3 separate regions of the Mus musculus genome follow, and all the other regions are linked to region 3. The links are chromatin loops, found by intact Hi-C in ENCODE. Cell type or tissue: left cerebral cortex. All regions are shown on one strand.

Evidence for each region. Hi-C counts contacts between places; a loop is a spot of excess contacts. Peaks named below come from ENCODE experiments on the same cell type or tissue, not always from the same donor. Only the 100,000 strongest peaks of a DNase experiment are listed, where the experiment ranks them.
Region 1: it touches region 3 in a loop (6-fold over the local background); 38 of 42 quality-filtered maps call a loop at or near these places.
Region 2: it touches region 3 in a loop (2.9-fold over the local background); 7 of 42 quality-filtered maps call a loop at or near these places.

The regions. Positions count from the first base shown.
Region 1 is chr15:96,665,317-96,669,316 of GRCm38, forward strand. No RefSeq gene overlaps it. Among named protein-coding and RNA genes, the nearest start is that of Gm22045, 4.5 kb to the right of the region's middle. In left cerebral cortex, CTCF peaks have their summits at 774 (motif pointing left) and 1,590 (motif pointing left); DNase peaks (open chromatin) are centred at 773 and 1,568; H3K4me3 peaks cover 431 bases.
Region 2 is chr15:97,185,656-97,189,655 of GRCm38, forward strand. Gm33253 (a long non-coding RNA gene) reads left to right here. Exons shown (of 4, transcript XR_003951518.1): 3 at 2,453-2,709. It overlaps Gm33205 (a long non-coding RNA gene), which reads right to left. Exons shown (of 4, transcript XR_875636.1): 4 at 1,760-2,163. Among named protein-coding and RNA genes, the nearest start is that of Gm33253, 4.6 kb to the left of the region's middle. In left cerebral cortex, a CTCF peak has its summit at 2,363 (motif pointing left); no DNase peak of the experiment used is centred here.
Region 3 is chr15:96,540,893-96,544,892 of GRCm38, forward strand. No RefSeq gene overlaps it. Among named protein-coding and RNA genes, the nearest start is that of Gm32406, 36 kb to the left of the region's middle. In left cerebral cortex, a CTCF peak has its summit at 2,353 (motif pointing right); DNase peaks (open chromatin) are centred at 1,480 and 2,390; H3K4me3 peaks cover 664 bases; H3K27ac peaks cover 847 bases.

The sequences.
Region 1 (4,000 bases), 120 kb after region 3:
AAGATGCGCCTATTCTCATAAGAGACTTGTTGTGCCAGGGTGAGAGATACCCAGGGGGGCCTCCATCTGCTCAGAGGAGAAGGCAGGAGGGAGGAAGGATTGTGGGAGGAGGTGACCAGGAGGGGGCAGGGAGTGGGATGTAAAGTGAATAAACAACAACAACAACAATAATTCAAATATATATGTATATCTAATAATAATTTAAATAATTAAAATATATGTAAATATATATGTAAATGTATATATATGTATTTCATATATATATGAAAATGGACACAGTTTCTTTTTCATCTATACAAAGGAATGTTATACAACTGTGAAGAAAACTAAAGTCATGAAATTTGCAAGACATCAGATGCAACTGTAAAACATTACATTCCAGGAAACAAGCAGACTCAGACAAATACAACATAATGTCTCTTGTATGTAGGACCTGAATTTTTTATAATATATATGCACATGTATGTATATAAGTGAGTGTATTCATTTATGTGTGTGCATTATTAAACTAAATGGGATCATGGGAAGAAAGGAAGGAGAAACATGACAGTAATAAAATACAAATGATAGGAAAGAATAGGAAAGTATTGGGGGGGGAGGAAGGGAACTAAGGACACAATGGATAATGTGTTACAAAGTCACTATGAAGCTCGTTACTTTGTATGTTAACTTAAAACAGTAACTCTACACACCATTTAGGGGAAGCCTGTCTTTGCTACTTACAGAGCAAAGCCCCAAGGGTTGTTACGTGGGGTTAGGAAGCACTGCCCCCTAGAGGTCATCTACATGATCTAAGCAGACTGGTTTCTTATACAATAGAAAGTGGAGAGTTCTTGGAAGATGCCGAATGTATTTTCTGACTTGTGGAGATCCAAGAATTCAGTTGGAATGCACTCAATAATTAGTCATGTAAAAGGGTCTTACATTTGAGATGAATCCAACCTGAAAACTTCCTTCCTGAGTTCTAGTTTTCCTTGGTACCAGAAAACACTGTGCAAATTGCTAAGGGTGGAAAGAAATGAATAGTCCTACCAGCTGCAACCTCTATGAACCACACAATGAACGGCAGAATGAGACACCTGTAAAGGCACCATCGTGGCGCTTAAATGTCGGTGGTAACCAAGAGCTGTCTAACTGAACTTAATGCCTTCTTAACGGGAAGCAAATCATGTGATACTGAAAACCTAGCCAGTTTCCCAGAGCTAGTAAGGTCATGGACATTAGGGGAAAAAACCCCTACTATTGCCATTTTGCTAGACAGAGGTACATAATTCCTTAAAACATCGTAAATCCTATCATTATACCACAGATACAATGTAACCATCAGCCCTCATCAGTAAAGCCTCTCCTCACAGCAAATGGAGAGTATCCCAGAAAACTGCAACTGGATACAAAGTAGCCCCAACAGAAAATCTACATTGCAGCTCCTGCATCTATGGCAAAGGAAACATCGAAGAAGAATGTATGAGCCAGAACTCCATAGTCGGCTGTGAAACAGTCTCACCTAGAAGGATTGTACAAACAAAACCAGAACAGCGGCATTATCGATGGACCTGGACAGGGACGTTTCACAGGGTGCCCCCTAGCGGAGAATTACAGGAACAAGAAAGGCTGAGAAAGACAGAATTAGCCTCTCAGGGAAGAGTGCCCTAATTGGTTGTCTAGTACAGAGTGAACATCACTGGCAAACAACATAAACGGACACAACAGGTTATTTCTATATATTTATGTATACATATACACATATGTGCATGTGTGTAACAATAATAAAGAGAAAGAGAAAAGAAGCTAGCGATTTGAGAGTGGGAGGGACATAGGAGGGGGTTAGAGGAAGGCAAAGGAAGGGGAGAAAGTGATGTAATGTTATTTTAATCGAAAAAAATATATAAAGAAGTAGAAAAACCAGATTCTCCAATCTGCAAAAAGGTTTAACGGTAAAAGAGAGAGTCTCTCATAAAAAGAAAAAGAAAGGAAGTTTGAAGAAAATTTCTCTTTGATTAGAGATGTAATCTAGTGAGAGGTTCAAGAGTGGAAGAAGCCAGCATTTTCCTGGATTATTAAGATGCCGCTAGTGGAGTAGAAGCCCTTGATGGTGTGGGGCAGGACTCATCTGTGGCAGCCTTTTCCTACAAGAGCTCCTTGGAAGAGCAGGTGTGCCCAGCCTACTGAGAGTGAGGAGATGACCTAGAGCAGGGGGTGCTCAGTGGGCAGCAGAGTGATGGCTTTGGTGGACCAGGAATGGCTGAGGTGATAGCCAGGGAGGTGAGGAAGCTCTTCTGGGGCACCACTTACAACATGGGGGCCAGCGGGTTAGCCTCTTCCACCCCCTCCCTAACCCCTCCCAACCGTCTTCCTTTGGATTGCTCCTCCCAGATGATCTGTGGTCATGGGAACCAGAATTCTCTGTAACACAGCACCACCAGCCTTTAGGAAGAAGGTTCTGGAGAGGAGAGATGAGACTAGGAAGCACCAGGAAGCTGTCTCCTGGTTCAGACAGCCGGCCTCATGGAAGAATCATTTGAAGCCAGGCTTGGGCAGAAATTTGCAGGTAGCTTTGCTGACTCTGAGCTCTAACGTGAGCCATCATGTGGTTGCTGGGATTTGAACTCATGGCCTTCAGAAGAGTAGTCGGAGCTCTTAACCACTGAGCTCACCAGCTCTCTGAGCTCTAATGTAACAGCAGTTTCACCCCCAACTTACTTCCACCCCTTAGCTTCTGGCAGGAAGTTGTGTTTTTATTCCCAAAGAAGTGTATACACACTGGGGGAGGGGATGAAGAGAGGCAAATTAATAGTGATAGTCAATAAATTAACAAACCAGTATTGGGATGTGCTTGGTGACTGCTGCCCATCAGCACATAGGTACAAGGAAGCAGGCAGGATTGTGGCGCACCCCTTTCCTTACTGTGGGTCTCCCTACTTCTGGCTGAAGGAACTTCTAGAACATTAGAGAGTCCAGGGCTTTTTCCTCCCTTTGTTTCTCCTTCTTCTTCTGGGATCGGACACGAAGACTAGAGCGTTCTAATGGGGGCGTTGGGACATCTGCATGTCCAGGGCAGGATACGTGCTCAGAAGAAAACCTAGGAAGGCTGTACACGTTCACCGGGAGCAATGCTCTCGGCGCAGAAGTAGCCACTGCAACCAAAGCCAACAAGCCAAGGGAGGCAAAAAGCCTAACAGTGCTGAAGGGAGGAGGGTGTGCGGTGCAGCTTACCACACAGTCGGGCTGAAGCCCTAGGTTCCAACACCAACGAGAAAAGCACAAAGTATGCAGAGAACTAAGCATGCAAGATCTATTGGCTGGGTGTGACTGCACACTCGTGATCCCAGTCCTTGGGAGGCCGAGTCAGGACGGCAGGATTTCAAAATTACCCCCTGCTGTGTTAAGTTCCAGGCCAGGCTGGGCCTCACAAGACTGTTTCAAAAAAAAAAAAAAAACCAAACAAACAGAAAACTCATGTGTGTGGGGGGTGGATGAACCAAAAAAAATGTCTCTGAAAAACATTTAATGGTGGATCTTCTAGACTCAGACGTTAGAACCCTTGCCTTATAGGCAGGCACAGTATTGGTAGGTGCTCAAAGGACTGAGAGAGGATATGCAGAATATCACACACTAAACACACACACACCAGAAATACTTGAGACAAGGAAAGCTATTAATAAAGAGCTAGAAACTTAAAAATAAATGCCGGAGCAGAAAAATACAATAAATAATTTTTTTTAAATCACAAAAGGAATCAAAACCACGTTTGGGCAAGCAGAAGAAAGCCTTGGGAAACTTGAAGATAGGAGAAGGGAAATTGCAGAGACCTGCACTTAGAAAGGAAACATTGAAGAAATCCCTAATGAGGTCAGAAATAAAATCTGGAGTCGAAGGACCCAACCAATACCACACAAAGAACACAAAGGCACAGCTGAAGTAAGCTGGCCAGGCAGCTGAGCTTCTGCCAAAGGCCGTGCTGGTTGTCACTGCAGCAAGCACACAGAGCCAGAAACGCAGT
Region 2 (4,000 bases), 640 kb after region 3:
AAGGGCACACACACAGTGTAAACAGACTTACACACGAAAATAAAAACAAACCTGACCAAGCCAGCTCAGTCAGTCAACTGGGTCTCCAGGGAGGGAGTGAGGATTGAAAAGAAAAAGCCAATTAGACAACGCTATAACATGGCTCCAACCACGCTGAGGCTGAAGTGGGTTTATTTTATTTTTTTTATATTTTATTTTATTTTATTCCAGTCTGATTTTATACCATTCTAGGTACATACAAAAAATATAGTCAGTCCTAAGACATAAACAGAGTAGCTAAGGAACAAGCAAGGCATAAACAAAGGTCCCACGATTACTGTACTCAGAGTCTTAACAAGACCCATCCAGATAAAAGGACATAGACCTCAGCAGGATTCATCTTGAGCCTACTTCCTTGTGCTATCCCGATGTCAAAATTCCTGCCAAATTCCTAGAAGGCAGCCCCAAAAGCTCTTCACACAAAGCTTTGAAAAAAATCTTTTGTATCAAACTTCGTTTATGAAACCTAACCCGTTCCCTCACGGGTTTATGGGTTGTGTCAGCCTCACATGGAGTCCCCCTTTAACCTCGCTTGCCCGCTGCCTTCCTTCAACCCTATCAAAAGCCGCGAGCTCCTCCTGGTGCCCAGCCAGTTCCTTGGGATGTGGGGTGCAGATGATTGGTCTGAAACTGGAGGCAAACTGAAGCCCAGGTCTTAGCAAAATAAAAGTTCATTTCTCACTCACATAAAATCCAAAACAAGGCTTTCTGGCTGCATGGCAAAAGAGGGGTGGAGATGGAGGAAGACCCTTACCCATACTGTCATTTGAAACTCTAAAGTGGGAGTCTCTAGGACTTTCTCTATGGGGCCTCTAAGATCATCCAGGATGCCCCTGCAGCTGCAAAGGGCGAAAGCCCAGAGAGCGTGCCATTACTTCAAGTCACATTCCACTGACAAGAATTACTCAGAGCCCCATCTGGTTGTAAGGGAGGGCTGGGCTTAGAAAAACAGGTTGAGATTTGTGTGTGTTGTCAGAAAGACAGTCTGCCATCTTTGCTATAGCAAAGTACAAAGGGAGAAAGAAATGAACCACACCCAGGACAGCGAGCAGGCTTGTCGTAGTTAGAAATCACGTCTCTGGGAGAGGAAAATAGGTAGACAAAGGCAGGTAGCTATTAGAGGAAGATTCGTGCCTACTAGTTAAGAATTTTACTTTGAGTTAGCCATGAATTAGACCTTGAAAGAAGCATCAGTCCCACGTGCCTTCCTAATAAGGAAATTCATGATTTTAAAAAGGAGCCGTGGCGTCACTAAGGACTCTTCATGAAACCCTCACAGCCTTTCCAGTTCCCGTCAGTCAGTGTGCGACTGCTGTGGTGGACTTTCAGAACATTGCTGGGGATGGTGGACTGCCATCCATGTTCATTCCTGCCTGTGAAGTTCTTGATTCTTCTCCTTTCTTCTGACCCTTACCATCTGTCTCTAAATTCCCCGGCACACCCCCTGATCCCTCACCCCACCCCCTACCCCACCCCTGCCGCCATGACTGCTGGGACTCATTTTGGCACAACAGTCGGCAACTCAGTGATTATCACCCATCTATTCAGTGCAGAGAAAATGTCATTTACTTCTCTAGGCCTGTATGACATTGCACCAACCATAAATTAATCTTCACCACACAGCACTCGAGGGTGACATTTTGACACCTTTTTTAACATGTCAAAAAAAATACAATTTCCTTTCAAATAAGTCAATACAAAAGATTTGTCACTGTTCTCCATGACAATTTATTACATCTTGATCAACATTCCCTATTTTTAGGGGGCCAAGCGGGGAGGAATCTTTGACTTTATAATAGGGATCAACGGGAAAAGGAAATTTGCTTCATAGAAATTCACATCTGCAGTCAACTTTAGTCTTTAATTCTTTTATTTAGTGTGTGTGTGTGTGTGTGTGTGTGTGTGTGTGTGTGTGTGTGTGTGTGATATAGCGCACGTGTGCAAGTCAGAGGACAACTTGCAAGGTTGCTTCCCTCCTTCTGGCTTGTGGGTTCTGAGCATTGAATTCGGGTTGTCCGGTTTGGAGATGAGTGCCTTCTCCTTCTGAGCCATAATCTTGCAGGCTCCACAGTCAACCTTCCGACACTTGCACTTGCTCCGTAATAGAGATGTAGGGGCTTCGTCCTTAAAATGTTTGTGGAGCAAACAGGAAGAACTTCTGAGTTTAGAACACATAAAAACACACATACACACACACTTGTACGCATAAGCCACATTTAAAAAAATAATTTAAAAACAACATAATAGTACATTCACTCTATCTACTGTTTTAATTTTCTGTAGATTTCAAAAATTTGATTTTTGGTCCCCCCATGCTGGAGAATCACTGTTGTTAGTGCGCCATCTAGTGGGTATGTTGCATGATTTAATTTTTTATTTTTTTTATTTTTTTTATTTTTTATTTTTTCCTTAGGCTTTGTTGGGGTAGAAGAGGCTTTCAACGATCCAATGAGCTCTCTTTGGAAGGACATGGGGATCAGACTGTTGTATAACACAGACAATGGCAAAATGTGGAATCATCCAAAAATTTACCAGCGAGCCACAGAAATCCTTACTTAGTCAATATAATTGAAGAATGAAAGATCAGAACAAGTCAACGTATTCGTTGGGTGATCATACAGAAGGCACAAATCACCTGCACACCAGCAGTTTACCTAAAGCCTAAATACGGTAAAATGTGTTTGACACTACACGTAAATTATAGTTAGCTTTATTCTTGATCTGAAAGGATACTTTTAGGTCCCCACAGATCTACTCTTTAAATAGATATGCTCTATGCTAAAGAACCAAGGTGTGTCTCTGAGCTTTCTGCTTGCTTAAAGTTAAAGTTAAAAGTGATGATCTTGTATTTGTCAAGGAGCAGGGTGTGAAGGACGGTGCGTTTGTCACTTTAATTGACCCTTTGCGGATCTATACCTATTTTCACACGCTCCTATATATTGACGTTTAGTACTGAATACTCAATAAAGACAGAGATAAATGAGAGCCATTTGTGCTGCTTAGTTATAGACTGGCCTTCAGAGCCCTGCTTTTCCATCGCTACGTAAAGGGGGAGGGGCTTCCTTCCGCAGCTCCGTGGTCTTTCACAGACAGTGTATGAGGGAAGGCACAGCGGCTGTATGCGAGGACAAAACCACAAAATCGTGCGCAGCGGCCATGTAAAGATAATATGGAGAACGGGCATAAGAATGGGTGGCCGCATGCTCGCCCAGACACAGAGCAGACACTGTGTCACTCTTACCATGACAGATGTTGCAATCATGATTATGAAGGAACCATTGTCACGTATGCAATTGTTGCAGGAGACTTGCCTTTAAGTAGACGCTGAGAAAGGGAGACCAGAACCTGTCACTCACATTCTTAATATGGGGGAGGGGAAACACTCTGATGCTTTGCCCCCTTTGATCTTGTCAGCAAACTGGCAGAGAGCCTTTGACAAGTGAAGTGTCTGGAGTTAAGTAAGACCCACTCCTGAGTAAGACCTAAGTGTCTGATTCCGAAGGCCCTGTTCACAGATGTGGCCGAAAGTACCTTAAAGCCATGTACCGGATGCACACACTGTGTGTGATTCTCAATGACACGCACTCAGGAGCCGGGGAGCCAAGCGGACTTTTCCTAGTTGCAGCAATGAAGCCATCAGGTGGGCAGAGCATCCACAGCAGTTAACCTGGACATGCTATCGATTGGGTCAGTAATGGCTGACCTGCTGATGTGGCAGAAGCCAGGCTTACAATCACTGGGGAAACATGATCTTTAAATGCTGAGGTAGATACATGCTTTGCCAGGGTTTTTAAAGGATGTAGATATCACCATTCGGGCATATTTACTCCTTCAGGTTTCCTCCCAATGACCAACATCCAGAATGTCTTATAACATGCATTACCGTACAGCAGTTTTAACCAATGTCCGTTACCAATGTCCGTTAGACCAAGATATCAGGTTAGTAATTTTACCTGACACG
Region 3 (4,000 bases):
GCACTATATCTGACTGGAGCCTGTCATTCCTGCGATCCTGGTTGTGTCAGAACTCCTCAGAGTCAAGCTTTCTCTGTGATCCTGTGATTCTGGGATCCTGCAATCCTGAGATCCTGGGTGTGTCAGAGCTGGGAGACTCATTCTTTTTCTTTTTTTTTAGATTAATTTTTTTCCATTTTTTATTAGGTATTTAGCTCATTTACATTTCCAATGCTATACCAAAAGTCCCCCATACCCACCCACCCCCACTCCCCTACCCACCCACTCCCCCTTTTTGGCCCTGGCGTTCCCCTGTACTGGGGCATATAAAGTTTGCGTGTCCAATGGGCCTCTCTTTCCAGTGATGGCCGACTAGGCCATCTTTTGATACATATGCAGCTAGAGTCAAGAGCTCCGGGGTACTGGTTAGTTCATAATGTTGTTCCACCTATAGGGTTGCAGATCCCTTTAGCTCCTTGGGTACTTTCTCTAGCTCCTCCATTGGGAGCCCTGTGATCCATCCATTAGCTGACTGTGAGCATACACTTCTGTGAGACTCATTCTTTTTAATGACAGTGTAACTCCTACTTCTTATAGGAGTACCCCATGAGCATACATTATATTTTTGTTGTTTTGTTTTTGCAAACGATGAAATGAACATGTCCACCGGGTTAAGCAGCATTAGCCCATGGATGATGAGAGAGAAAAGATTACCAAGCAGAGTTGCCGGTTCAAACCATACACGCGACATGCGTTTTGATAATGCTGACCTTGGACCATAGAGCTTAAGCATTAGATAATCGTTTATAAATTACATAGTTGATTTTTCAATAAGTAGGTTTTAGATATGAATGACTTTGGAAGGAAGAACAATTTAAATACGTGCATGCAAGATCAAAAACTAGCAGATGCGGGAGGCAGAGGGTTGTGGGAGCAGGAAAAGCTTACAAAAATCATTTGGTCATTATTTAGAAGATGCTTGCATTTAAACAATAGTAAGATGCAAAGTGGTGCTCGGCATCAAAGGCCACAGTGAGTCGCCATTTCACATCAGAGGAGAAGCAGCAGAGCATTAAGGCATCCATGGCAGACTCTTAATAACTCGGTGGTTCAGGGAAAACGGATCCCATCTCTTTGTTCTTCGGGCTGCAGAAAAGGAAAACTAATGGCACCCACTTCTTTCAGTTCTAATGAGATGGATGAACAGATACGAACCACACTGGACAGCAAGCTTTGTAAGTGCTCAGTGTTGGACATAGGCTTAGTAGAGTTAGAATGATGGGGGGAGACAAGGTTACAGAGTAAACTAGCGGGTGGGTAACATCTTCAAGACTAAGACTGAAACAAAGTAACGGGAGGACTAGACCCGGAAGATGCTTGTCTGCCCACAGCCTCCTACACCACCACGGAGGGGACTGACCCTTTGTTTTCTATGAAACAGTTGTTCTTGGCTTCACTTTAGGGGAAGCACGTGGCTCAGTGTAGGATGAGACTGATTTTGGCAACTGAATGGAACATTAGCATGTTAAGGCTGATTATGAAAAACAATGGCAAGAAGGGCCATTGATTAAAACATCCTAATACAATACAATACAATACAATACAATACAATACAATACAATACAAGAAAAGCGATTGTTCAGCGGCGAATGCCATTTTTTATGTTCAGATAAGCTCTTCTGTTCATTCATGGGAATAATAAGGATTTTGGCAAATATTATAATGCTTTCAATTTGAGAAGAGCTTAGAATTTGCATTACTTTGCATACTAATGAGAATTTTTACTATTGTATAGAACCATATGTATGCATTTATATGTGCCATATTTTGGTGTTCCAATTAACTTATGTATAATGATGTCAGTAGTGATTTTATGTGCTTAGAATTTTTTGGCAAAAATTTCAGTTTCATGGGACTGATTTTTTTTTTTATTGTGCAGCCTAATTAATCACTAGTGTTGAGAAAAAAATCAAAACTTCAAACTTAATAAACATGCAGTTACGATCAGGCAGTTTTGGAGAAAACATACTGAGGAAGGACATACAAAATTAATCCCTGTTGAAATAATAATTTTATAATAATAGGACCTATAAAAGAAGCCATGTAAGTATCTGGTACTACTACAGTCAATTTCTGAGAGATACAGTATACACAAATCTGTCTAGGGAGAGTAAAATTGTTATTTTTAGCTTATAAACTTCTCAGGGAGAAAACGGTTTAAATAATAAAGCACTCTTTTCCCAAAACGCAAATGAATGAATTGATAGATGTTAATATAAAAGCAAAACAAAACCTTAGGTTTTCTACCTACACGCCACTCGAATACAAACCTCCTAAATTTGTTCACTGAGCAAACCCTGGGAATCCAGACGGTGGCGCTGTTCTCACGGAGGAGAGCAGGCTACAACTCTTTCTACTGCGTTCTCTCTTTACTCTTTATCTACAAATTAAGCTGTTAAACAACAAAACAAAATAATCCAACTTCCATTTGTAGCTTCCTTTTCAACTGATGCTTTTTAAACGTTCGGTTATTTCGATCTGCAGTGATTGGTCGGCAGTGTACTCAGCAAAAGGACCGTGTGGCGTGATTCTGATGGTGGGTAGCGATATGAAAATACAGGCGCTGCTCTTTGTATCTGAACAAAGATAAGGAGAAGCCTTCGAAGATGCAAAAAAAAAAAAAAAAAAAAAAAAGACCTGCAGAAAAAATATGAAGGGTTGAGACAAACAATTACCAACGTGCTTAAAATAGAAACGCGCTGAGGCCACAAGGAAGAGGGTTAGGCAGCTGGGTGAACGCGGTTACCTGAAACCACGTGGCTGCAGCTGCTGGCCTGTCACTCTGCTTTTAGCCTCTTTGGTGTCAAAGTCTACGCAGAGAAAAGTAAACGCTTGCATGTTTTATTCTCAGAAGTGACTCCTTAAAAGTCGGAAATTTCCCTTTCTATAAAATGTCCTTTTCCTTTTCCTGCTTTGTTTGGAACGGTGGCGTATCTGCAATCCCTACACTCTGCCAGGAAGTTGAGTTGTATTGTCAAAAGGTTGAGGCCAGTCTGGGGTACTAAAAACTGGTATCTGTAAAAAAAGGTATTTTTGCAGATTTTTTTTTGTTTCATATCGCTTATGTGGGTTGTTTTTTTTTTTGTTTTGTTTTGTTTTTGTTTGTTACTTTCTCTTACTGACCTTTTGTTTATATATTATAGTTTTTTATTTTTTTGTTTTTAATAAGGTTGTGTGTGCGCGTGTGTTGTGCTTTTTCCCTTTTTAAATTTTTACATTCTGGTATTTTTTTTTGGGAGGGTTGCCTGTTTGTTTTCTAAAAAGAGAGCGAGAAAGGGGTCTGAGTTTGGTGGGTGGGGAGTTGGGGGGGGCTGGGAGGAACTGGAGGAGAGGAAACACTGATCAGAATACATTGTATGTAAAATAATTTCAAAAAATACATATGCAAAAAAGAAAAACCTATTGCCACAAAGGCTGCCAAAGAATTCAATAATTTAATAATATTCAGATAGCACTCTTGACAAATCTGGCTACTTAAGGGGAAGGTATTAACAGGGAATTATTTGAATTAGGTAAAATGTTTCTTAGACCAGAATTAAAGCAGTTTCTGTGAATGGAAGGCTGTGTCTCTAACATGAGTGGTTTTCCCTGCTATTCCTTGCACAGTAAAAGTAGTGTCTGATTGTCCCTGGAAACCAGTTATTCCTTCTCTGAAGATCAGAGCCATGCTACCCATCCTCAACTGAAATGTCCACATCCATTTGTGAACTACTTTTTGTTTCTTAGTAGTGTAGACAATATTGTGAACTCAGAGAGGAATGCAAAGACAGGGATTCCAGGATCGCCAACCACTCACTTTGAGAAAAAGATGGAAAGGGATTAGTAAGCCTTAAAGGAAAAAAAAAAATAGGAAAATTGTAGCAAAATGTCAAACAGCTGGGCAGTGGTGGCACACACCTTTAATCCCAGCACTTGGGAGGCAGAGGCAGGCAGATTTCTGAGTTTGAGGTCATCCTGGCCT